6 separate regions of the Mus musculus genome follow, and all the other regions are linked to region 3. Evidence: chromatin loops called from intact Hi-C (ENCODE). Cell type or tissue: heart. All regions are shown on one strand.

Region 1 (4,000 bases), 260 kb before region 3:
AGGATATATATATTATGTCCCCATTTGGCCTTTGACTACACCAGGCATGCATGTGGTGGACAGATATACTTGCAGACAAAACATTAATATACAATTTGTTTTTTTTAATCATGTTTGCCCTTAATTCCCACCCCACCCCCACCCCCACCAGAGTCTCACTGTATATAAGACAGCTCTGGCTGTCTTGGAATTCACTATGTAGACCAGGCTGACTTCAAACTAACAGATCTTTCTACCTCTTCTCCCCAGTGCTGGGGCTAAAGGTGTGCCCCACTACACCAGATCTGCCCTTAAATTTTAAAAAATATTTATTTGTTTGTTTGTTTGTTTGTTTGTTTTGAGACAGAATTACTCTGTGTAGCCTTGGCTGTCCTGGAACTCACTCTATAGACCAGAATAGCCTAGAACTCAGAGCTCTGACTGCCTCTGCCTCTGAAGATTAAATGCTGGGACTAAAGGCATATAGCAGGACCACCTGGCTAAATAAATAAGTAAATAAATAAAATTTTAAATTACATCTTAGGGGCTGAAGCGACCACTCAGTAGTTAAGAGCACTGGCTGCTCTTTCAAAGGACCCAGGTTCAATTCCCAGCACCCATATAGCAACTCACATTTGTCTGTAACTGCAGCTCCAGAAGGGTTGATACTCACACCGACATATATGCAGACACAATACACATAAAATAAATAAGTCAGGGTTTTTTTTCTGTTCTCCCCAACACCCTACCCCCAGAGAGGGATTCTTAGTGTAACCAGCTGTCCTGGACTTGCTTTGTAGACCAGGCTGGCCTCAAACTCAGAGATCCGCCTGCTTCTGCCTCTCAAGTGCTAGTATTAAAGGTGTGCACCACCATGTTCAGCTAAATAAGGAGGTTTTTAAAATGACATTTTATTAATTTTGTATGTGTTTGTACACATGTGAACATCAAAACAACTTTCTGGAGTCAGTTTTGTTCCACCATGTGAATCCCACTGATCAAATTCAGTTCATCAGGCTTGGTGGCACTAAACCGTCTCCCCAGCTCAGGCCTTTAAAGGAAAAGTCTGGCCGGGCAGTGGTGGCGCACGCCTTTAACCCCTGCACTTGCGAGGCGGAGGCAGGCGGATTTCTGAGTTCAAGGCCGGCCTGGTCTACAGAGTGAGTTCCAGGACAGCAAGGGCTATACAGAGAAACCCTGTCCCGTGGGAAAAAAAGAAAACAAAACAAAAAACAACAAAAAAAAAAAAGAAAACAAAAAAAGAAAAAGTCTGAGCGTGCGTTCGGTGTGTGTGTGTGTGTGTGTGTGTGTGTGTGTGTGTGTTTGTGTTAGGCACGCACACCAGGCAGGGTGCACAATGTGAAGGTCTTAAGATAATTTACTAGAGTTAGTTCTCTTCTTTACCTTGTGGGCCCTGTGAATCAAATTTTAGTCGTCCAGCTTTGGTAGCCAGCATCTTTACCCACTGAGCCATCTCATCAGCTCCAGTACTTAAGAAATTACATTCATTCATTGGTGGTGGTGGCACACTCGGGAGGTGGAGGCAGCCAGCTTGTCTACCTCGTGGGTACCAGGATAGCCAGAGAAAGAAAGAAATATTAGATTGATTTATTTATGGGGAAGATGGTGAGTTCTAGAATGCACATGTTGAAGTCAGAAAACAACTTCCGGGAGTCAGTTGTCTTCTTCCCCAATGGCGATCCCAGGTATTAAACTCATGTCTTTAGTCTTGGTGTTGCTGCAAGCGGAGCGCCCTCTGACTTAACCCTGCTCTGGGACAGAAAGCAATATTTCAGTCAGGGTTGGTACATGCCGGATGCTACAGACTTCGCCTTGTGTGGGGATCAGAAGCAGATGGTGATTAACACAGTCTTCATACTCCACCACCACCACCACGCGCGCCACTCCCACTCGTGTAAGCAGTTCCTGCAGCCCTCCAGAATCCCTCACCTAAAAATGTCTCCTTTCTCCGCCTCTGGGTGTCGCTAAGGTTTAAGCAGCGACAGTGTTGACAGCCCTACCCCTAGGGGGACCCCCGAAGGCACTGGACAGGTCTTTTCTGGTCTTCACTTTATGGAGTTGTCCACAGCCTCTTCCAGCTCCCCTTAACCTCTGTATTTCGGCTGGGGCTTGAAGGAGTCCATTTTATCTTAGTTTGAGGTACTCAGGGTCGCACATCCTTTTCAATGCTTTGAACAGGATTTAGAAACTCACGATGCATCCTGGAACCAGGAATATCCCAGATTAAGGGATGTATTTTGCGATGGTGTCAGGTGGAAGGAGAGGAGTGCTAGCCTTTTGGCTTGGGAAGGGTCCCTCCCCAACTTTTCCGGAGCTGTTGGAGAGGGGGCTTTCTGAAACGAATAAAGATCTGCAGATTTGGGGGTGTTTCCTGTCCATGGAACCGCAGGGTTGGTGGGCATAAAAACCCTTACCCGCTGTGGCCCCTCCCCCTCGCGCTCAAACTCCTGAGTGGGTGGGAAGAGCTGGCGAGTCCCCTTTCTCTTCCCCACCTCTTCCTCCAGCTTGGCAATTCACCACAGCAGCAGGAGCAGTCTATCCCAGCCTGGGCACGCGCATGACCGACATACATCTGGAGGGTCTCCCATATACCCACACCTAGCAGCAAACAAAGGGTCTGGACACCCGTCCCCTCCCACTGTCCTGACCCCAGGCCAGAGAGGGCGGGGCTCTTCTCTCCAGCCCCTTTTCCTAGCAAGGTAAGTTGTGGATTGTCAGCTGTATAGGGAAGTGGGTGGGGGCGCTGACTCCCGGAAGGTAGGACATCTAGATCATGGATTTCCTCTAACTCTCCAAGAAAGCAATAATCCACTCCACTCTTGGCTGGTACGTTCCTGTAGGGTCTCCACATCACCTCGTTCTGTGCTCTGTGTGGGTGTGTTTCCAACTAGGTTCCTGACACTGGACCTGCCTAATAGCTGGGAACGGGGACCTCCGGTGACATCACCAAGCATTACCAGCTGTGTCCAGCCCCTGGGGACTGGGAAAGACACTCAAACCCGAGTTACTTAGAGATGTTTCCCTTTCTTGAATCCCTGGTGGCCCACCTTCCCCCCAGAGCAGAAAGCTTGTGTCTCATTTCTTTGGAATGCTGGTAGGGGAAATAGGAACTGTTTGGGGGCTGGGCTAAGGCTGGAGGCGGGAATCCTCACTGCAAACATCACTTAGCTGCAGTGAGATTTCAGAGATCCCAGCCATTTGTTGTGTGCTCCTGCGCTTCTATTTCTTCAGCTATTTAGAGGCTGAGAGTAAGGCAGGACAGGAGCCAAGCATGCCTTTGCTCCAAAATTTCTTTGTTTATTTCATTCCTGTCCCTAACTACCTACTGTAAACACCAGCCACTTTGGCCAGACCATAGTTGCAGCAAAGGAGACACACTTAGGTCCCTGTTCCTGCTCGGCCAGGGAGCAAGATCCATCTATAAACAAGTCTTTGTATATAAACTAGACCATTATGAGGAAAATTCTGCCAGCATGGAGGTGTTGGCTGACTGACATCCCAGCAGTTGGGAGATAGAGGCAGCAAGGAAGACTGGGAGCTCCAGGCTGACAATGGGGTTTGAGGCCAGCCTAGGCTTCAGGAGATCCAGTCTCAAAAACCAACGTCTTTCCTGGGATGGTAACCCTCACATTTAATCCCAGCACTCTAGAGGCAGAGGCAGACTGTTGTGAGTTCCAGGTAAGCCTTGGCAACAGGATGAGTTCTGGGATAGTCAGGGACACAGTGAGACCCTGTCTTTAAAGAAAAAAAAATCCTGATTAAGTGAAAGGAAATTAAAATTCAGACTTGATTCAGATAATTAGACAACAGGAAAAAGGGTTATCATGAACCAATTAGTTATTCTACCTGGCTGTTTTTGTTTTTGAGACAGGGTCTCAAGTTCCCTAGGCTGACCTTAGACCCCTGACCCTCCTGCCTCTCTCTCCAAGTGCTAGGAAGACAGGTGCTAGCCACCCTGCCTTGCTGCTCTCTTACATAGGATTTGAATCATCATTCTTAT
Region 2 (4,000 bases), 170 kb before region 3:
TTTGAGACAGGCCTCATTACATAGCCCTGGCTGGCCTTGAACACACAGAAACCTTCCTGCCTCTGCCTCTGCCTCCTTCGTGTGCTGTGGTTAAAGGCTGGGATATCACTCTGGGCTTTGTGTACATTAATTTGTGTGTGTGCTTGTGTTGAGGTCGGGGACGGCTGGCAGAAACTGATTCTCTTCCCCTATGTGGAGCCTGCAAAGTGCAGCTCGAGTGCTCCAGAGACACACTCTCCTCTCTGTGTGTTCATGTTTTCATGAGGAGAGGTATGGCATTCATCTGAGGGTGTTGGAGTGTTGGAATGCCCAGAGCTGCCTCTTTGTATTTCTCGTAACATCTTTATATATTTTTAATGGTAAGAGATACTTATTTGCTGCATATGGCATTTATGAGAGAAAGTTATTTTCTTGAACTATCAAGATGGCTCAGTGGGTAAAGGAGCGTCTGGCCAATTCTGGCCACCTAAGTTCCACCTCTGGTACTCACATAGTAGTAGAAAGCTTCCTCCTTCAGGTTGTTGTCCGATAACCTCCACATACACACATAAATTAACTTTGAAACATAAAGTTAAGCCAGGCGTGGTGGCGCACGCCTTTAATCCCAGCACTTGGGAGGCAGAGGCCAGCCTGGTCTACCCAGTGAGTTCCAGGACAGCCAGGCTACACAGAGAAACCCTGTCTCGGAAAACCAGGAAAGGTGGTTTAGAACACGTGTTGCTTTTGCAGAGGACCTGGAGTCCACTGCCACGATGCCTCACAGCCATCCATAGCTCCAGTTCAAGGGGACCCCATGCTGTCTTCTGACCTCTGTGGGCACCATGCAGGTAGGTGGTGCGCAGACATACAGGCAAGCAAAGTACTCGTGTACATAAAAGGAAATAAATCTAAAAATAAGAATATTGAGGGGACACATCTGTAATCCCAGCCACCAGGGCACTGAAGCAGGAGGATTACCTCCAGTTCACAGTAAGCCTGCTCGACCTAGCAAGACCTTATATCAGAAAACAAATGAATAAATATCAAAGAAAAGGATAGTTTCAAAAGAAATTTACCACGGGAGTCTGAAGCAGAGGGTTGAATGTTTGAGAACAGCCCAGACTACACAGTGAGACTCTGTCTGGGGTCAGGGAGGCAAGGAAAGCCAGGCATGGTGTCGTATACCCTTAATTTTAGAAGAAGCAGAGACAGGTGGATCTCTGTGAATTTGAGACAAGCCAGGGCTCATAGCAAGTTCCAGGCCAGCCTGGACTGCATGGTAAAACCTTACTTTGTTCTATTAACTTAATAATTTAAACAAAACAACAACAAAAATGCAGGACAGCTGAAATTGGGACACACTTGTAATGCCAGCACCCAGGAAGCTGGAGGAGAAGGATCAGAAAAGTGAAGGACGTCCTTGGCTACAAAGTGGTACAGCCTGCCTTACATAGTGAGACCCTCTTCCAAAATCAAAATGGCAAAAAACAACAACCAAAAAACCCATCTCAGGTCATTTTCCCACAGAATATGTCTGGAAGGTCTCTACAAATCCCAACAGTGCTTTTTAAATTTGGTATTTAAATAGGGAACTGAGTACTTTTTAAATTTAATATCAGAATCTCTAAGTTCCCTACTGTTAAACCACCAAGCCAACACACCAGGAAAGATATGAGATCTGAGGGAGGGTCTCTGGGAGCCAGCCGGACTGTATCCCCACCCCTCACCCCTGCTAGCTTTTCGCGAACTTCTGGGGAAAAAATTCATTTTATGCAAGTTGGCCCGCAATCCCAACCTGAGCGCATCCCCTTCACCACCTGCTTTCACTCTGCTTGCAGTTCCCAGAATTACCTCAAGGGACGCGCTGTTCCTTAACCAGCGGCTAAAAGCAGAACCCAGGCAATTCTCAGAGCTACTGCAAGGTGGCGCCCACACCCAGAGACTTCAAGGGAATCTTAGACTAAGAGCAGCGAATACCAGGCAAGCCCCTCCTGCATGGGGGTCCCAAGGGTAAAGCCGTACTAAGACCCTGGGGCAAGGGAAATCTGTTAGTTTCTTCATCTACCAAATGGAGGTTGAGGGCTGGGACTGGGTTTTGTCGCCACACAGCATAAGCCACGTGTGGCAGAGCACACCTTTGCTCACAGGAAACAAAATTCACAAGTATAAAGTCGTTTTTTTGGCTTCGTAGTATATTTAAAGTCAGTCTGGGTACAAGAAGCGTTGTCTCAGTGTGGGGGCTGCGGGGTGTGTGCTCATGCTGAACCTGGAGTGCACAGGAGCAGCCTCGACGTGCAGAACCATCTGAGTCCAGGAACCTGTCCACGGCACAGAGCAACCTTGTCATTGGTGTCAAGGACCTCGCATGAATATGAACCAGATGAACATGGCCGAAGTTGACATACAAGTTTAATGAACAGTTTAAACCTATGCTGTCTGTGGGGGGTATGGGGGGAAGCGGGTAGGAGCAGGGAGCAGGCATGAGGGGGCACTATTTGCAGGATGGGCGAGTCAGGTGATGCTGTTCTGAATCTGGTTGGGGAAGGCTGATGAACAGTCTAAAAGAGCTTCTCACCGTAGGGAATCGGTAGATGTTTGTCATAATTAGTGAGAAAGCAAAGCAAAGCAAACAGGGGTGGGGGTGAGATGGTAGGGCAAAGGATATTCGGGGGATAAAGGTGTTTGCTGGCAAGAATGACAGCCTGAGTTGGATCCTTAGGATCCCTGTGCTGGAAGGAAAAAACCGACTGAGGAAAGCTGTCCTTTGACCTCCGCCTGCACTCCTGCTGTGCCCAATGGGTACCCGTACATATACACAGGCACAAAATACATAAGTAGATAAAGGCTTTTAAGACACAGTCTCAAGCTGGGCATGGTGGCGCATGCCTTTAATCCCAGCACTCGGGAGGCAGAGGCAGGCGGATTTCTGAGTTCGAGGCCAGCCTGGTCTACAGAGTGAGTTCCAGGACAGCCAGGGCTACACAGAGAAACCCTGTCTCGAAAAACAAAAACAAAAACAAAAAACAAAAAGACACAGTCTCACTATGTAGCCCAGGCTGGCCTGAAATGATGTTGCTGTAAAGTAAAGGCATATCCAGGACCACCCCCACCCCCACCCCACCCTGCGCAGCCCAAATTAGCACTCAGAAGTTCCAGGCCAGCCTGGTTTACCTAGTGAGTTCCAGGCCATCTGAGGCTGCATAGTGAGTGTCTCTCTCAAAATAAACAATGAATAAATAAACAATTTTAAACATTTTAAAAGATTTATTTAGCTTGTTTGTATGAGAGTTTTGCCTGCATTCAATCTTTGTACCATGTGCATGCCTGGTGCCCTCAGAGGTCAGATGAGGGCATCAGATAACCTTGGAACTGAAGTTGCCAGAATCACCACTTGGGTGCTGGGAATGGAACACAGGTCCCCTGCAAGGGTAACAAGTGTTCTTAACTGCTGAGCCATCTCTCCAACCCCAATAAATAAACACTTTTAAAGAGGATAGTTACAACTTTCTGGGGGAAAATTAAAAAAAAAAATCAATAGATGAATGAATAGATTCTGAAAGATCCCAGTAAGGACAACTCCTTGAATTGTTTTTATTGTGGTTGTAATTTGTATGAAGAACCTGTCCACACTCTGGAAGTTTGGCAGCTGATATCTGACAGTCTCCAGAGCCAAATTTCCAGACCTAGGCTTACCTTTGTCCACAGCTCTGTTTCCTCTGTAGCCAGCCACTACTCCTGCCAGCCCTTAGCACACTCTTATCTAGACATCACCTGGTTCTGAGCATTCTTGGAGCCCCGCTCTCCTTTATCCCTTCATCTTTTAGCCATTCCCCTTGAACTTTGGTAGTCACAGGGTACCTGTGGAGGTCTGAATCCAGGAGAGTCCCTCCTTTGTTTAGAATTCTCTATGGCTCCCACTTCACTCAGAGCCAAACCTAAGGACTTCCTCAGAACCAACAAGACTTCCCCACAACCTGCCCTTTCATCTCCTGCTCCTCAATTTCTGCTGCAGCCATATGGA
Region 3 (4,000 bases):
AATCTCCTGGCAACGATAGTGCCGCTGTCCCTTGTGCTGAAGCGGAGTTCCCAATGCTGTTAATTGCAGGGGAGGGCTCAGGATGGTCCCTGCTCTCCTCCCATTGAGGACATTAAACTGCTACTACTACTCCCATGCATATTTACCCCAATGGCAAAGCCTACATTCTCCAATCCAGCGTCGCACAGCTGCTTGCAGTGACATTTGTCTTCCATCCTTTCCTTTAGTCCCACCAGCCACTCTTGGAGTTCACTGCTCAAGTGCCCTGGTACTTTCCTTTGGTTCGTGCAGCCTGTGTCTCCAGGCTCAGTCCTTGTTTCCGAACCACTGGAGGTTAGTGAGTTCACTTGAGTATAAGATTCTTGAGGTCAGAATAGGCTACAAAACACTAAAGGGAGAAAGAAAAGGAAAAAAAGTCTAGACCCAGGGAAGGCTACTCAAGGGGTGGAAAGGTCGGTACATAAAACCAGAGCCCCCTAGCACATGTCAGACCATGGCAATGAGCTTCCTCTTTGACCCTGGGACTGGGAGGCAGAGATAGATCCTTTGTGTTTACTGGCAAGCCAGCCTAGTCTGTCGGATAATTCAATAGCATACATAGGGTGCTGGGTATGGGGCCACACGCCTTTAATGCCAGCACCCAGGAGGCAGAGGCAGGTGGGTTACATGTTAAGACCCTGTCAATAAACCCAACGATGGCGGGTGGATCTCTGTGCGTTCAAGGCAAAAGCCAGCCTGGTCTACAGAGTGACTCCTAGGACAGCCAGGGCTACACAGTGAAACCTTGTCTTGAGAACAACAGGAAAAGTTGGATGTCGAAGCTGGCTGTAGAAGATTATACCTAAAATTTTGAAGCGTGGAGATTGCTGTGAGTGGACAGCCTGGACTGCATCATTCCAGGACAGCATCATCTACAGAGTAAAATCCTGCCTCAACCCAAAAAGTTGCCAGCTACTATGGTAGTACTATGAGCTAGCACTTAAAGGTGGAGGCAGGTTGGCACGCTTTTAATCCCAGCAGTTTGTAGGCAGAGACAGGTGGATCTCTTGACTTTGAGGCCTGCCTGGTCTACAGAGCAAATTCCTGGACAGATTGGACTGACTACAAAGAAAACCTGCCTTGACCAAAAAGCAAGAGGATCAACACCAGCTACTGCGTAGTAAATGTGAGGTCAGCATGAACTATGTGAGAGCTTGTCTCAAAAAATAACCAATACAGGACCGGAGAGATATCTCAGTAGTTCTAGTCCCAGAAATCTGCATGAGAGCTCACAATTGTAACTCCAGTTCCAGGATGCTTTCAGTACATATATGTTCATGTAGGCAAAACACATAAAATTCTTAAATAGCTGGCATAGGTCTAGGGAGCTGAGTAAATGCATAAAGATGACAGCCTGGATTTGGTTTCCTGGGACCAGAGAGCACAGACTCCTGGAAGTTGTACTCTGACCTCCACAAGGATGCTGTGGCAAGTGTGTGGGTATATCTACGCTGACAGTTACACCCACACGCATAAATGTAAGCACTCTAAAGCAGGGCTGTGACCTGGAACACCAGCACTGTGTGTATGGAGAAGTGGTCGTAGAGATGAGGATCGCTGGGGCTGGTTGACTGCCAAGCTGCTTTCAGGTTCAGTGAGACACTGCCTGGGGATTAAGGTGGAGAGCAACAGCAGGTTATTAACCATCCCTTGGCCTCTGCTCACACAAGCACAAGGGCCTTGACTATTCCTCAGCCTCGGTGTCTTGAGGCATTCTGACTAAGCTCAGTCAGCCCTATAACTTCTGGTAATTGGTATTCATTTACTCTTTTTCACTGCAAGAGACTCAGATTCTACCCAGTACCTCTGCCCATCATAGCAGGTTCTGCATAGCAGCTCACTGGGAATATTGTGGGACAATGGTGCCCTCTGCCGGCAGAGGTGGCAGATACGGTTTATATTGACAGAAAATCACTTGGCTATCTTTATTAAATCTCTGGTCAGGGCAGTGGGAACACGTGACTGTACACACACACACACCTCCCTCATTGAATAAAGTAATAGGGTCAAGTTTCTGGGCATTAGATTTCTTTTTGTAATGATAGGAATCCTTTGACAAAAAAATGACTGAGCGCCTGACTACATGCTAGGTCCTTAGTAAATGAACACAGAATGACAGACTATTGTTAGTGACTACATGTATGAAGAGTATGCTATGTGAGTATGTGTGCAGAGGACTCAACCCAGAGCCTTGTGCATGCCAGGGAGAAAGTTGGGTTGTTTTTGTTTAAAAGATTTATTTTGTGTATTTAAGTATTTTGCCTGAATGTGGGTGTGCTACCATCTTACCTGCCTGGTCAGAGGAGGACATCAGATCCACTGGAAATGGAGTTACAGGGGGCTGTGTGTGCTAGGAGTACCATGTCCTCTGGGTACGTGCTCATTAGCCCCTATTTTGATTTTTTTTTGTTTTGTTTTTTTGTTTTTTGAGACAGGGTTTCTCTGTGTAGCTCTGGCTGTCCTGGAACTCACTTTGTAGACCAGGCTGGCCTCGAACTCAGAAATCCGCCTGCCTCTGCCTCCTGAGTGCTGGGATTAAAGGCGTGCGCCACCACGCCCGGCTTTTGATTTTTTTTGTATTTGAGTATACTGCCACTGTTTCAGAAGAAGGCATTGGATCCAATTACAGATGATTGTGAGCCACCATGTGGTCGCTGGGAATTGAACTCAGGACCTCTGGAAGAGCAGTCAGTACTCTTAACCGCTGAGCCATCTCTCCAGCCCTGATTTTTTTTAAAAAATAATTTTATGTGCATTGATGTTTTGCCTGCATGTATGTCAGATTTCGGCATTACAGACAGTTGTGAGCTGCCATGTGGGTGCTGGGAATTGAATCCAGTTCCTCTGGAAGAGCGGTCGGTGCTCTTAACTGCTGAGCCATCAGGTTTTTTTGTTTGTCTGGCTAGGGTTTTTTGTTGTTGTTGCTTTTTGAAACAGGGCTTCTCTATGTAACCCTGGCTGTCCTGGAACTCAGAAATCTGCCTGCCTCTGCCTCCCAAGTGCTGGGATTGCAGTAGTGCCCTACAGTGCCTTTTTTATTGCTTGTTTTTTGAGGTAGTTCACAATATAGCCCTAACTTTCCTGGAGCTTGCTATATAGGCTCACAGAGATCCACCTGCCTCTACCTTTCCTTGTATCAAAGGAGTACAATAACAGGCTTGGCTCCATCTTTTTTTCCCCTCCCTTTTTGTGAGATGAGATCTCTCTGTAGCCCAAGCTGGCAGGAAACTCACTGTGCCGGTGTCGATCTCCAACTGCACATAATCCTTTTTCCTCAGCCTCTGAAATCTTGAGATTCCTGATGAGTTATCATATCCGGCTGTTGTATTTTATACAGCAGAAAAACATGTCTTGGAGTGTTTAAAATACATTTATTGTATGTACGCCCATGCGAATTTGAATGGCTGTCTTGTAGATCCCAGAGACAGGTCATCGGGCTTGGCGCTGTGTATCTTCACTCGGTAAGCCATGGCACTGGGCCTTAGAACGGTGACAGCTATGGGATCTGGAAGTAGAGCACCCAAGCGTGTGGAGGGTGTGGCGTCAGTTGCTATGGTTCCCTATAGCTCTCAGATCACGTGATTCGGGGCACCTCGGCGCTGTCCTCTGTGGTCTCAGGCCACGTGGTTCCGGGACTGAAAATGGCGGCGGTAGGCAGCCCAGGTTCGCTTGAGTCCGCTCCACGAATAATGCGGCTGGTCGCTGAGTGCAGTCGCTCCGGAGCTCGGGCGGGTGAGCTGCGGCTGCCGCATGGAACGGTAGCCACCCCTGTGTTCATGCCTGTGGGTACACAGGCCACCATGAAGGGTATCACCACGGAGCAGCTGGACTCCCTGGGCTGCCGCATCTGCTTGGGCAACACCTACCATCTGGGGCTGAGGCCGGTGTGTGGATTCGATCTGGGGGGTGGGTGGCGAGGGGGTCTTTGGAAAAGTCTGTTGAGTAAGGCCCACAGTGCCGG
Region 4 (4,000 bases), 190 kb before region 3:
TTTTCGAGACAGGGTTTCTCTGTGTATCCCTGGCTGTCCTGGAACTCACTTTGTAGACCAGGCTGGCCTCAGACTCAGAAATCTGCCTGCCTCTGTCTCCCGAGTGCTGGGATTAAAGGCCTGTGCCACCACGCCTGTGTGTGTGTGTGTGTGTGTGTGTGTGTGTGAGAGAGAGAGAGAGAGAGAGAGAGAGAGAGAGAGAAAGAGATTTTTTTAAATTTTTTTAAGTTTTTTTTTTTTTAGCTTTATGTATATGGAGATTTTGACAGCAACCTTGGAGGTCAGCAGAGGGCTTCCGATCCCCCAGAACTACAGAGGGTTGTGAGCTGCCACGTGGGTGCTGCGTATTGAACCCAGGTGCTCTGGAAAATCAACAAGTGCTCTTAACCTTAGCCATCTCTTCAGCCCATATATAAACTTTTTTTTTAAAGATTTATTTATTTATTTCATGTACGTGGGAACACTGTTGCTATCTTCAGATACACCAGAAGAGGGCATCAGATCTCATTACAGATGGTTGTGAGTCACCATGTGGTTGCTGGGAATTGAACTCAGGACCTCTGGAAGAACAGTCAGTGCTCTTAACCGCTGAGCCATCTCTCCAGCCCATAAACTTTTTTTTTTTTTTTTTTAAAGATTTATTTATTTATTATATGTAAGTACACTGTAGCTGTCTTCAGACAGCCCAGAAGAGGTCATCAGATCTCATTACGGGTGGTTGTGAGCCACCATGTGGTTGCTGGGATTTGAACTTTGGACCTTCAGAAGAGCAGTCGGGTGCTCTTACCCACTGAGCCATCTCACCAGCCCAAACTTTTTTTTTTAAATGACCTCCTAGTTAGCTTCAGCTGCCAAGTTGACAGCCCAGGCTTATCAGAGGCTGTCATGGAACACTAGCCTCTAATTCACAGAGAGCCCTTGGCCTCTGCCTACTGAGTGCTGGGATTAAAGGTGTGTGCCACCATGCCCTGTGAAGAATTTTCTTGACTGCTAATTGGTGTAAGAGCACTCTCTGTGGGTAGTACCATCCTAGGTAGCAAATCCTGGGCTGAGCAGAGGCTGGGAACTGAACCAGGAAGCTGCTCTCCTTGATGGTCTCTGCTTGGAGCTCCTGCCTTGAGTCCCTGCCCTAACTTCCCTCACTGATGGAACTGTAAATGTAAGCTGAAACAGGCTTTTTCCTCCCCAAACTGGTTTTGTTCAAGGTATCAGAGAACATCCCAGCAGCATTGAATATACAGGAGAACCATGACCTTGTTAGGTTTCAGATCCCGGCAAGCCCTGCCTCTCAGTTGACGTTTGTAAACCTGGCTAGCTCTGATTTGCTGTTTCTTAGGACTGCGTTGAAGATGACATCAGAGCCAGAAGATTGGCGGCTGACTGTGCCTACCACACAGACTTCACAGCCATTTTGGATGCTTAGTCAGGGAGGGGATGTGTGTGTGGTCCTCCATTGTGACTGTAGTTCTGGGCCGAGCTTCCCGCTCTATAGGAAGTTGATTTTCCCCTTTCTCGTTGATTTTTTTGGCTTCCCTTTTGCTGCCTGGCACGGGTGGTGGGAACCACACCTGGGTCCTCTTCGATAGCATTGAGCTCACATACCTGCTGTAACTACAACCCTTTGCTTCCCTCAGCACAACCCCCACCCCCCAGTGTGACCATAGACTTGCCTCGTAGACAGCGTGGCATCGGCAAGTGAGCACAGACACCTGAATTTGCTGCTTTGTTACTGAATAAGCTTTCGCTGAGCAGACCCCATCAGAATGCCGTCCTTAAAAGCACGAATGACATAAAATAAATCTTTGGGCTGGAGAGATGGCTCAGCGGTTAAGAGCACTGGCTGTTCTTCCAGAGGTCCTGTGTTCAATTCCCAGCAACCACATGGTGGCTCCCAACCATCTATAATGGGATCTGATGCCCTCTTCTGGTGGGTCTTCAGAGGACAGTGTACTCAAATACATGAAATAATTTTTTTTTAAAGACAACTACAGTGTACTCATATACATATAATAAATAAAAGCATGAATGACAGCAGGTCGCAGTGGCGCAGCCTTTTACCCCGGGGCTTGGGAGATAGATGCAAGTGGATCTCTGAGTTTGAGGTTCTGTGTAGTGAATTCTAGGCCAAAGACCCTGTCTCAAAAAAAAAAAAAAAAAGTTGAAGTGATGCGAGGCACTCACGTTGGGTGGCTCTCAGCCACCTGTAGTCGAACCCCCTGCTTTGCAAGAATTCCCCAGTGAGGATATGAAGGGGTAGGATAACTCAGTAATAGAGTCCCTGCCTGGAAACCCCGCCCGCCTCGTCCGCCCCGCCCCGCCCCGCCTCGTCCCCAGAGGGCTTGTGGCAGTGGCTGGCTGGGCAGTGTGCTTACCCAGCACCTACAAGACTTTGGATTTTAGCACCAGAATAGTGATGGGGGACGGGGGGATAGAGGGAAAGGAAGAGGGAGAGTCGACGAGAAAGTCGGAACTTGTTAATCATCTATCACTGGCTTCACTCCTCCAATCAGCTCTCTTCTAGCCTTCTGCAGTACGTGCCTACCCACACGCGCTGAACCTGAATCACCACAACCTCGCCCTTGGATGACAGCCGAAGCCTTTCGCATTTTGCCTAGGATTCCCCGATGCACGCCTGTCTCTAGCCAAGCCTGTTGATCTAAGAGGTACCAACCTCATGATCTTTGAGGTTTCAGTTTGACCCCCGTCCACCTGCCCCTCCCGCGTTGGCTGGTGAATTTATTGATTTATGGCCATGCTGGGGTTGAGACTGGGGCTTTGCATAGGGCTCTCCCACTGCCCTGCCTGATTGCAATTCTTTCCTGCAGTGGGACTAAGTTGGGGGGGGGGGGGTTAAGACAGGATTTCTCTGCTTAGCCCTGGCTGTCCTGAAATTCACTCTGTCAACCATGCTGGCCTCCAACTCAGAGACTCACGAGCCTCTGCCTCCTTTGTGCTGTCATTAAAGGTTTAAAGGTGTGCACCATCGCCGCATTACTCAAACTAGGTTTTTGGGTTTTGCACATCTATGTATACATGCAGATATACGTAGATGCTTGCAAGTGTGTTTGGGTGCTTTTGTGAGCCCTCAACTTGACATCCTGACTTCATGGCTTTCCACCCTATTTTCCCCAGGCAGGGTCTCCAAGACTCAGCCAGTAGGGAGAGCTGGGCGAATGGATCCAATCTGAGATAGTGCTCCTGTGCGGTAAGTGTTTTATCCACTGGGCCATCTCCCCGGACCACTGTGAGGATTTGGTTTTTGTTTTTTGTTGTTGTTTTGCTTAAAGACAAGATCTTGGGCTGGCAAAATGGCTCAGCAGGTAAGGATACCCACTAAGCCTGAGTTGATCGATTCCCAGCTGACTCCTTCAAGTTAGTTGTTCTCTCTCTCTCTCTCTCTCTCTCTCTCTCTCTCTCTCTCTCTCTTTCTCTTTAACTTAATAAAATCAGGGGCTAGAGAGATGGCTCAGCAGTTAAGAACACTGGCTGCTCTTCCAAAGGTCCTGAGTTCAAATCCCAGCAACCACATGGTGGCTCACAACCATCTGTAATGAGATCTGACGCCCTCTTCTGGTGTGTCTAAAGACAGCTACAGTGTACTTACACATAATAAATAAATAAATCTTTAAAAAATTAAAATCAAATTAAATGAGAAATATGCTTTCCGTTGGGTGGTGGCAGTGGTGGTGACATATCCTTTATATCCTTAAACCCCAGCACTTGGGAGGCAGAGGCAGGTGGATCTCTGTGAGTTCAAGGCCAGTCTACAGAGTGAGTTCCAGGACAGCCTGGACTACACAGAGAAACCCTGTCTGGAAAAAGAAAAAACAGCTGTACAGTCATAATCCTAGTTGAGGGAAATAGGTAGGAGGCCCTGAGGCCCTGGCCAGACCCTCCAGCCTGATCAGTCAGCTCCAGGCCCTAGTAGATCATATCTCAGAAAGCACGCTAGACAGTTCCCAGGGAGGAATTGCATCTGAGCCCGAGCTCTGACATTCAC
Region 5 (4,000 bases), 97 kb before region 3:
AAGAATCTTTGCTGAGGAGTTTCAGTGCCTGTCACCTCTCAGCCTTGAGGCAGGTGTCTTTGTCTCCACTTTCCAGGCTGAAGGAGTTGAGGTTTTAAACTATGTCCACAAAAAGCAGAGAAGTGGAGCTGAACCTCCCTTCCTAAGCTGTTCTTGTTCAAGGTTATTCTATTTCTTTGTTTTGTCTTGCTATTGTAGCCCAGGCTGGCCTTGCCCTCCTGAGCTCAGGTCATCCCTCTGACTCGGCTTCCAGAGTAGCTAGGATGACAGGTGCATGGTAGGACACCTGACCCCCTTGTCGTTATTGCTAGCTTCTTTTCACAGGCACTATTATTTTCTGTGTGCATAGTGTGTGAGGGAGCATGCTGATGCCTGGTGTGTGTGTGTGTGTGTGTGTGTGTGTGTGTGTCTGTATGTGTGTGTGTCTGTGTGGTGTCTGTGTGTGTGTGGTCTCCATTCCCTTTCACTTGGGTTTGAGACTTAAACTCAGGTCGCCAGGCTTAGGCAGCCGGTGCCTGGGCTTGTTGAGCCTGTTTTGTTTTTGAGACAGTGAGGGTGTCACTCACACATAGCTCAGGCCCGATTCAAACTCCCTTGATTTCCTGATCCTTCTGCCTCCACCTTCCAAGTGCTGGAATTATGGCTGCTTATGCAGTGCGCTGGGACCATTACCTAGGTCTGTGTGCTAGGCCAGCCAGCTGCCCACTGAGGCACATGACCAGGCTGTCATTGCATTACAGGGCTCTTGTTTTCATCTCTACCGCTCTGATCGACACTGGAGAAGCTTGCTAGGATAGCCAGAGAGTTACACTTGGCGCATTTTTGAGCCCCAGGGTTGCAGAAGGACTGTGCTCACTGGTTCAGGGCGCTCAGATGGTGGGCATCTCATTTTACAAACACGGAAAATGACTCTAAGAGAGGTGAAGCCCCTTGCCACAGACGGCTGGAGAGGACGGGTTCCCGGCTCCTGGTCCTGAGCCCTAGGCCCGCGGACTCGCCCGGAGTACCTCGATCCCTCGCCCTCTGCCTCACCTTGCCCTTGACGTCCAGAATGAAGACTGCCGAGGCCGACATGGTGGCAGTCCGTGAAGCTAGGAGGCGAGAGCGAGCTGCAGAGGCGGCAGCGCTGCGGCTTCCTTCTTCCTGCGGAAGCGCCTTCGCCCAGGTGAGCCGCCAGGTGAGCGCGTCTTAAAGGGGAGGCCGCCAGGTGAATGCGTCTTAAAGGGGAGGCCGCCAGGTGAGAGGCACGGTCGGCGGCAAATGCCAAGGCTGGTCCAGGAGCCGCGACTGCTGTCCTGTCTCAAGTTCTCCATCGATCCTCGCATCCGCCTACCCATGTATCCATTCACGCTCCGCTTCCACTCACCCACCCACCCACACATCCATCCATCACCCCCTTCCACATACGTATACACATTCACATCTACATTAACCCACCCATACATACACGTATCCACCCAATCAAGCATCCATCCACCCACCAGGGCATCAGCCTGTTCGTGTGTCTATGTAACTTGTTCTCTCACCCACACATACCAGTTTCAACAGGACTTGGCCCTTTTTCTATGTGTGACCCGGTGCCCACCACTAGATGTTCAGTAGTGTTAATCCTTCTCACACTAAACATTTTAATTGTTTCGTTGTTTCTGTTGTTATTATTAGTATTGCTGTTGCTGCTAGTTGTATATATTTTTTTCAAAACAGAGTTCTCTGTGTAGCCATAGCTGGCCTCGAGTCCACCTGCGTCTTCCTCTCGAGTGCTGGGATTAAAGGCGCCACCATGCTTCGCTCGTGTTGTTTATTTGTTTTGTGTTATTAATTCTAGAAGAAGCCGGGCGGTGGCGCACGCCTTTAATCCCAGCACTCGGGAGGCAGAGGCAGGCGAATTTCTGAGTTCGAGGCCAGCCTGGTCTACAGAGTGAGTTCCAGGACAGCCAGGGCTATACAGAGAAACCCTGTCTCGAAAAACCATAAAAAAAAAAAAAAAAAAAAAAAATCTAGAAGAAAGGTTGAGATAGCCCGGATGGCCTGGAGCTCATTGTGTGGTCCAGACTGGCCTCAGCCTTACAAGTTCTGTGATTAGTCACGAACCAACATGTCTGACTTTGTTTTCCGTTTTCTAATTTCATTCTTTTTTTTTTAATATCCCAGGCTACCCTTAAACTCAAGATCATTCTGCTTCCCCATTGCTGGGATACCGTTTTGCGGAAGGTGATGGGGAAAAAAACCCACTCTAAACCTTAGCCTAGCCATCTACATGACGCTCCGCTGTGGAAGAAACGTTTCCTGTGCAGCCGCCAGGGGGCGACAAAGCCCGTTTGGGCATCGGTGCGGGCTCTGACCTTTAACAGGCCGGGAGTCCAGATGCAGCTATGAGGATCTCCCAAGGCAATTGTCCTAAAGCAGAGGGCCTGTGTGAAGAGCTTATCAGCCACCACCTGGGAGGAAGCAGAGCACAGACAGTCTCAGGGCCACACAGCCGGGTTATCAGGCCACAATTCTCTTATTCTGGTTGTTTTGACAGTCCTAGGGGGTGGAACGCCCACCTTTGCTGGTGACAGGCAAGCCCTGTGCCCCTGATTACATTCCCAGCCCTTAATGTTTTTGTCTGGGGCCTCATGTATAGCACAGGCTAACCTTAAATTCCCCCTTTTTTCTCTTTTTTTTCCTTTTAAATCTTTTTAAAGATTCATTTATTTATTATATGTAAGTACACTGTAGCTGTCTTCAGACAATCCAGAAGAGGGAGTCAGATCTTTTTACAGATGGTTGTGAGCCACCATGTGGTTGCTGGGATTTAAACTCCGAACCTTCGGAAGAGCAGTCGGGTGCTCTTACCCACTGAGCCATCTCACCAGCCCTCTTTTTTTCTTTTTTTTCAAGACAGGGTTTCTCTGTATAGCCCTGGCTGTCCTAGAACTCACTTTGTAGACCAGGCTGGACTGGAACTCAGAAATCTGCCTGCCTCTGCCTCCCAAGTGCTGGGATTAAAGGCTTGTGCCACCACCGCCCAGCTTTTTTATTTTTCACCTTAAATTGCCAAGTCTTCTGCCTAACCCTCCCCAGTTGCAGCACTATCTTCAGGCTCGCCATAAATACCTTCCCTACACCCTTTTTTAAAGACCCATCTAGGGGGCTGGCGAGATAGCTCAGTGGTTAAGAGCACCGACTGCTCTTCCGAAGGTCCCGAGTTCAAATCCCAGCAACCACAACCATCTATTCCAGGCCTTCATATTTAACCAAGGATCACCTTGAACTCCTGAGCACCTCTGTACCTTCTAAGGGACAGGGTGACATGCATACCCTACCACAGTCCATTGATGTGGTGCAGTGATCAGTGATCGGGAGGGAACCCAGGGCTTTGTGTATGCTAGGCAAGCGCTCTACCGGCTAAGCCAAGCCCTCATTTTCTGGATAACCCTTTGAGGGAACCAGCGAGCTGCTGTTATCTTCCATTGGCAAGATGGGGAGCCTGAAGTTTGGCTCCAAGAGGGTAAAATTGTCCAACAGTTTTGTTTGTCTGGTTTTGTTATTAATGCTATAATATAGTCCCAGACAGCCTGGAAATCATTATCCTCCTGCCTCAGTGCTGCGGGGATCACAGGAATGCTCGATCGTGCCCAGTTTACGTGGTGCTGGGGCTAGAACCCAGACACTCTTGCATGCTAGACCCATGATCTACCAGCTGGGCTCAACCCCTCAGCTTTTAGCTGGCTCCAGCTCATAGGCTCCAGGAGAGGAGTCCTTCCTTATCATCAGCAGACACAGGCAGCCTGGGCTCGCCTCACCTCTGCTGGGAGTGGGATAGGCAGATTCCAGGGGCTTCCCTGCTTGCAAGGACACTGTGATATACATACATACATACATACATACATACATACACACACACATTTACACACACACAAACACATGCTTGAGCTCACACACACATCTCAAAATACAAGGTGTGGAGAGAGCCAGAGAAGCCAGGCTGGTAACACAAGCTTTTAACCCTAGCACT
Region 6 (4,000 bases), 59 kb after region 3:
AGTTCATCAGCCGCGAGAGCAGCCTCATTCTTGCCGTCACACCTGCCAACATGGACTTGGCCAACTCAGACGCCCTCAAGCTGGCCAAGGAGGTGGACCCCCAAGGTAACCGCCCGCACTGGGCAGCAGCCAGTAGTGCTGGGTCCCCTCCCTGAGGTGCTTTCTGTCACAGTTGTGTTAGAAGCCTCCTGAGATTCAGCATTCCCTGTAACCACATCACTATAACCAACACTGTGACAGAGCCACCGTCTTTTTTTTTTTCTTTTTTTTCCTTTTTTTTTTAATTAGGTATTTTCCTCATTTACATTTCCAATGCTATCCCAAAAGTCCCCCATACCCTCCCCCCCACTACCCTCCCCACCCACTCCCACGTTTTGGCCCTGGCGTTCCCCTGCACTGAGGCATATAAAGTTTGCGTGTCCAATGGGCCTCTCTTTCCAATGATGGCCGACTAGGCCATCTTCTGATACATATGCAGCTAGAGTCAAGAGCTCCGGGGTACTGGTTAGTTCATATTGTTGTTCCACCTGTAGGGTTGCAGTTCCCTTTAGCTCCTTGGGTACTTTCTCTAGCTCCTCCCTTGGGAGCCCTGTGATCCATCCATTAGCTGACTGTGAGCATCCACTTCTGTGTTTGCTAGGCCCTGGAGAGTCACTGTCTTTTAAAGAGCATACAGGGTTAGTTAGGCTCCTGGTTTCAGAGTGTCCTCTTGTGATTGGTGGTTTGTTGCTGCTGGGCCTGTGAGCAGATAACACTTTCCTGTGCACGTGGGGAGCAACATGGAATAAGAAAAGGTCAAGGGAGGCAGAGGCAGGTGGATTTCTGAATTTGAGGCCAGCCTGGTCTACAAAGTGAGTTCCAGGACAGCCAGGGCTACACAGAGAAACCCTGTCTCGAAAAAACAAAACAAAACAAAACAAAAAAAAGAAGAAAAAGACAAGGGATCCCTTTAAGTGTGATGCTTCAAGTGACCCCAGCGACCTACAAGCTTCAAGGAGACCTCACTTCACCACCTCTCAGTGGCTCTCCTCTACAGACAGCTTAGCACACGGGCCTTTGAGAGACATTTAAGACCCACATTTTAGTCTGCAGATTTAACCCCAGTGAGGGGTTGTCCGTTCAGAGGTGCCCAGCTTGAATGATTATCTGGGTTTGATCAGAGGTGCCCAGAATGAATGATTATCTGGGTTTGATCTGAGAATCTGTTAAGAGTACTTTCTGCTGGACATGGTAGCACACGCCTTTAATCCCAGAACTTGATAGGCAGTGGCAGGTGGATCCCCTTGAGTTCAAGTCTAGCCAGGGCTTCACAGTGAAACCCTGTCTAGAAAGGGCTTGGTGGATGGCACTTAACTGTTCTTTTTATTTTTTTGGTTTTTCGAGACAGGGTTTCTCTGTATAGCCCTGGCTGTCCTGGAGCTCACTTTGTAGACCAGGCTGGCCTCGAACTCAGAAATCCGCCTGCCTCTGCCTCCCGAGTGCTGGGATTAAAGGCATGTGCCACCACGCCCGGCTGGCACTTAACTGTTCTTGCAGAGAACATGGGTTCGGTCCCCGCACCCATACGATGCCCACAACAATCTGTGGTTTCAATTCCTGGGATCTGATGCCCTCTTCTGGCCTCTGCAGGTACAACATGGTACACAAATATACATGCACACCAAACACTCATACACACACACATAACTTAGTTGACCTAATGGCATATATAAATCAATAAGACCCAGTCTTTAGCAGAGCCCTCCCAGGACACAGTTATAATTCCAGGCACATCTGTCTGCATTGTGCAGTTGTATCTGGTGAGATGAGAACGTCTGGGCCTGGAGTAGCTCTGTTGGTGTGTGCCTGTCAAGCAGGCAGGATCCCAGCACTCTGTGACGCTGGTGTGGTGCCGCACACTAGAGGTGAAGGCAGGGGGATCAAGATTTCATCATCTGCTACACTGAGAGGCCAGCCTGGGCTACAGGAGAACCTCTCTCAAAAAACAAGAAGAAATAAAACCTGGAAAAGTAGAGAAGGGCGCACACACCCTGGGAGAGTCCGGGTGGGGTTTTGAGCAGAGGAGGCCTGTGAGGCCGCAGAATGAGCTGCAGGTAGGGCTGTGTGCCCTCGTCAGGAGCTTCTTAGCCCATCCAGCCGTGCTGTCCGCTGTCCACACACAGTGGGCGTGGCCATGGCAAACATTAGCAGGGCAGTGCAGGCGGTCACCATTTGTGAGCACATTTTTCTTTTCTTTTTTTCTTTTTTCTTTTCTTTTTTTTTTTTTTTTTTTTTTTTTTTTTTTTTTTTTTTTTTTTGCCTTTGAAAATACTCATGGTTTTTACAGAAAAGTTACCATGGAAAAATCAGGAGCCTGCAAAGCTCCCTTTTTCCATGTAGATAGCGCTGGCCACAGTTCCTTTCAAAGTTTTTCTTACACGTAAACTTATTTTTTAAGAGGACAGTCTCTCCTTATTTCTGTCTGTGCCTCTGTGGTCATTGCTTTTGTTGATTGCAACTTTTCTTTGTTTATTTTTCAATCATGGTTTCAGAATGTAGCCCTGGCTTACCTGTACTTCACTGTGTAGACCAAGGCAGTCTCAGTATCAGATTCTACCTGCCTCCCCCTCCCAAATATTAAGATTACAGCAAGCCACCATGCCTTGCCCTACTTTATATTATAGTGATAGTGTGTTACTCTGTGGGCAGGCCCCATTGTACAGTTACCCTCTCCTCACCCTCACTGTCTCTCTTCTCAGCAGCTGGCTTCCTGGGCAACCATGGCTCAGGCCCCTCTCCACTCATTTCTCTCCATAGTGTGGCCTCTTCCCTATCAACTATGAATTCTTATAGGTGTACCCACTTCACAATAGTGCCAGCTAAGGTAGTCACCTGTGATGGCCAAGTTGATCCCAGTCTTCTGTGGGCCTCCATTAGCCTCTGTGTGTCTTGCACACATGGAACATACAGGCAACACATTCACAGGTGTGTCCAAGCCGGTGCCTGGGTTCCTTATGTATCAGGTGGTTCTTGTTAGTTAGGCAGGATCTTCTGTGGTCCAGATTGGCTTCAAACTCTGTTTAGTGGGAGATGACCTTAAACTTGTGATCCTCCTGAGTCTACCTCCCGAGGGCTGAGGTCACGGGTGCACACCTTGCAGGCTCAGTGTAACCAGATGTTTAGGAAAGAGCCCAGGCTCCTTGGCAAGTGCTCCGCACCTCACCTGGCACAGGGTCGACCTAGGGTTTCTGAATGCTAAGGCAAGTCCATGGAGTACATGGGCTTCTACCCTGGCTTGGAAGCTCAGCTTATAAACTGCTCGGGTGAACCGTGGTCAGGACCCCAAACTAGGGATCCGGGAGCAAGGGAGGCTGAGAAGCACAGTGGATTTATTTGGTGGTGTGGCTTTGCTGTGGGATGTGCTAACTCTGGTTGACTTGGGGAGAACTTTGATGGGCTGGTCCTTGGAGTAGTAATTGGGCCAGGTTGCTCAGGTTCAAATGTGATGTTGAGAATGGGCAGGGGGGATTCTAGTTTCCGTGATGTTCATTGGTTCTGCTGGGGTCTTGTTATGCGCTTACCAGTGTTCTGTCACTAGAGCAGTAACTGTCATTTTATACTCTGCCAACAGTTGTCCAGGCAAAAGATACCATGGCTTGTCCCTGTCTCTTGGACTGTAGAGGGCCCCAAGGGCCCTTGATCATGATCCCTTCTGACCTCTGGACTCTTTCAGGCCTACGGACCATCGGTGTCATCACCAAGCTAGACTTGATGGATGAAGGCACAGACGCCAGGGATGTCCTGGAAAACAAGCTACTGCCCTTGAGAAGAGGTATGTACACAGGGCTGGGGTGGGCCACAGATCAGGGGTGTATCTTTTGTGGTTCTCCTCTGGACACAGTGTTTCTACATTACAGCTGTTTTCTGGAACACTAAGAAGCAGGTATGCAGCCACACTCGTGCTCGGTACTTGCTGTAATCCCAGCACTCTGGAGGTGGGGTTGGGGTCAGGAATTCCAGG

Evidence for each region. Hi-C counts contacts between places; a loop is a spot of excess contacts. Peaks named below come from ENCODE experiments on the same cell type or tissue, not always from the same donor. Only the 100,000 strongest peaks of a DNase experiment are listed, where the experiment ranks them.
Region 1: it touches region 3 in a loop (2.7-fold over the local background); 2 of 42 quality-filtered maps call a loop at or near these places.
Region 2: a loop joins it to region 3, with 2.1 times the contacts of the local background. A loop is called at or near these places in 2 of 42 quality-filtered maps.
Region 4: it touches region 3 in a loop (6-fold over the local background); 7 of 42 quality-filtered maps call a loop at or near these places.
Region 5: it touches region 3 in a loop (7-fold over the local background); 20 of 42 quality-filtered maps call a loop at or near these places.
Region 6: it touches region 3 in a loop (5-fold over the local background); 21 of 42 quality-filtered maps call a loop at or near these places.

Annotation. Positions count from the first base shown.
Region 1 is chr9:21,150,973-21,154,972 of GRCm38, forward strand. It overlaps Gm35977 (a long non-coding RNA gene), which reads left to right. Exons shown (of 4, transcript XR_870568.3): 2 at 1,761-1,894; 3 at 2,505-2,699. Among named protein-coding and RNA genes, the nearest start is that of Gm39301, 2.7 kb to the right of the region's middle. In heart, a CTCF peak has its summit at 1,979; DNase peaks (open chromatin) are centred at 1,879, 2,589 and 3,069; H3K4me3 peaks cover 1,972 bases; H3K27ac peaks cover 2,120 bases.
Region 2 is chr9:21,239,689-21,243,688 of GRCm38, forward strand. It overlaps S1pr5 (sphingosine-1-phosphate receptor 5), which reads right to left. Exons shown (of 3, transcript NM_053190.2): 3 at 3,229-4,000. Among named protein-coding and RNA genes, the nearest start is that of Keap1, 2.4 kb to the left of the region's middle. In heart, a CTCF peak has its summit at 1,857; DNase peaks (open chromatin) are centred at 710 and 1,853; H3K4me3 peaks cover 433 bases; H3K27ac peaks cover 276 bases; H3K27me3 peaks cover 1,486 bases.
Region 3 is chr9:21,408,175-21,412,174 of GRCm38, forward strand. It overlaps Qtrt1 (queuine tRNA-ribosyltransferase catalytic subunit 1), which reads left to right and starts at 3,663. Exons shown (of 10, transcript NM_021888.2): 1 at 3,663-3,923. The coding sequence starts at 3,681. Gm16853 (predicted gene, 16853) reads right to left here and starts at 3,546. Exons shown (of 5, transcript NR_045742.1): 1 at 3,273-3,546; 2 at 147-388. In heart, a CTCF peak has its summit at 1,927 (motif pointing left); DNase peaks (open chromatin) are centred at 1,907 and 3,627; H3K4me3 peaks cover 808 bases; H3K27ac peaks cover 395 bases.
Region 4 is chr9:21,222,814-21,226,813 of GRCm38, forward strand. No RefSeq gene overlaps it. Among named protein-coding and RNA genes, the nearest start is that of Keap1, 15 kb to the right of the region's middle. In heart, a CTCF peak has its summit at 1,916 (motif pointing left); a DNase peak (open chromatin) is centred at 2,528; H3K4me3 peaks cover 1,178 bases; H3K27ac peaks cover 1,267 bases.
Region 5 is chr9:21,311,175-21,315,174 of GRCm38, forward strand. It overlaps Ap1m2 (adaptor protein complex AP-1, mu 2 subunit), which reads right to left and starts at 1,159. Exons shown (of 11, transcript NM_009678.2): 1 at 1,033-1,159. The coding sequence starts at 1,074. In heart, a CTCF peak has its summit at 2,293 (motif pointing right); a DNase peak (open chromatin) is centred at 2,337; H3K4me3 peaks cover 779 bases; H3K27ac peaks cover 496 bases; H3K27me3 peaks cover 1,850 bases.
Region 6 is chr9:21,467,631-21,471,630 of GRCm38, forward strand. It overlaps Dnm2 (dynamin 2), which reads left to right. Exons shown (of 21, transcript NM_001253893.1): 4 at 1-105; 5 at 3,713-3,811. Among named protein-coding and RNA genes, the nearest start is that of Gm46104, 3.9 kb to the left of the region's middle. In heart, a CTCF peak has its summit at 1,624 (motif pointing left); a DNase peak (open chromatin) is centred at 1,621.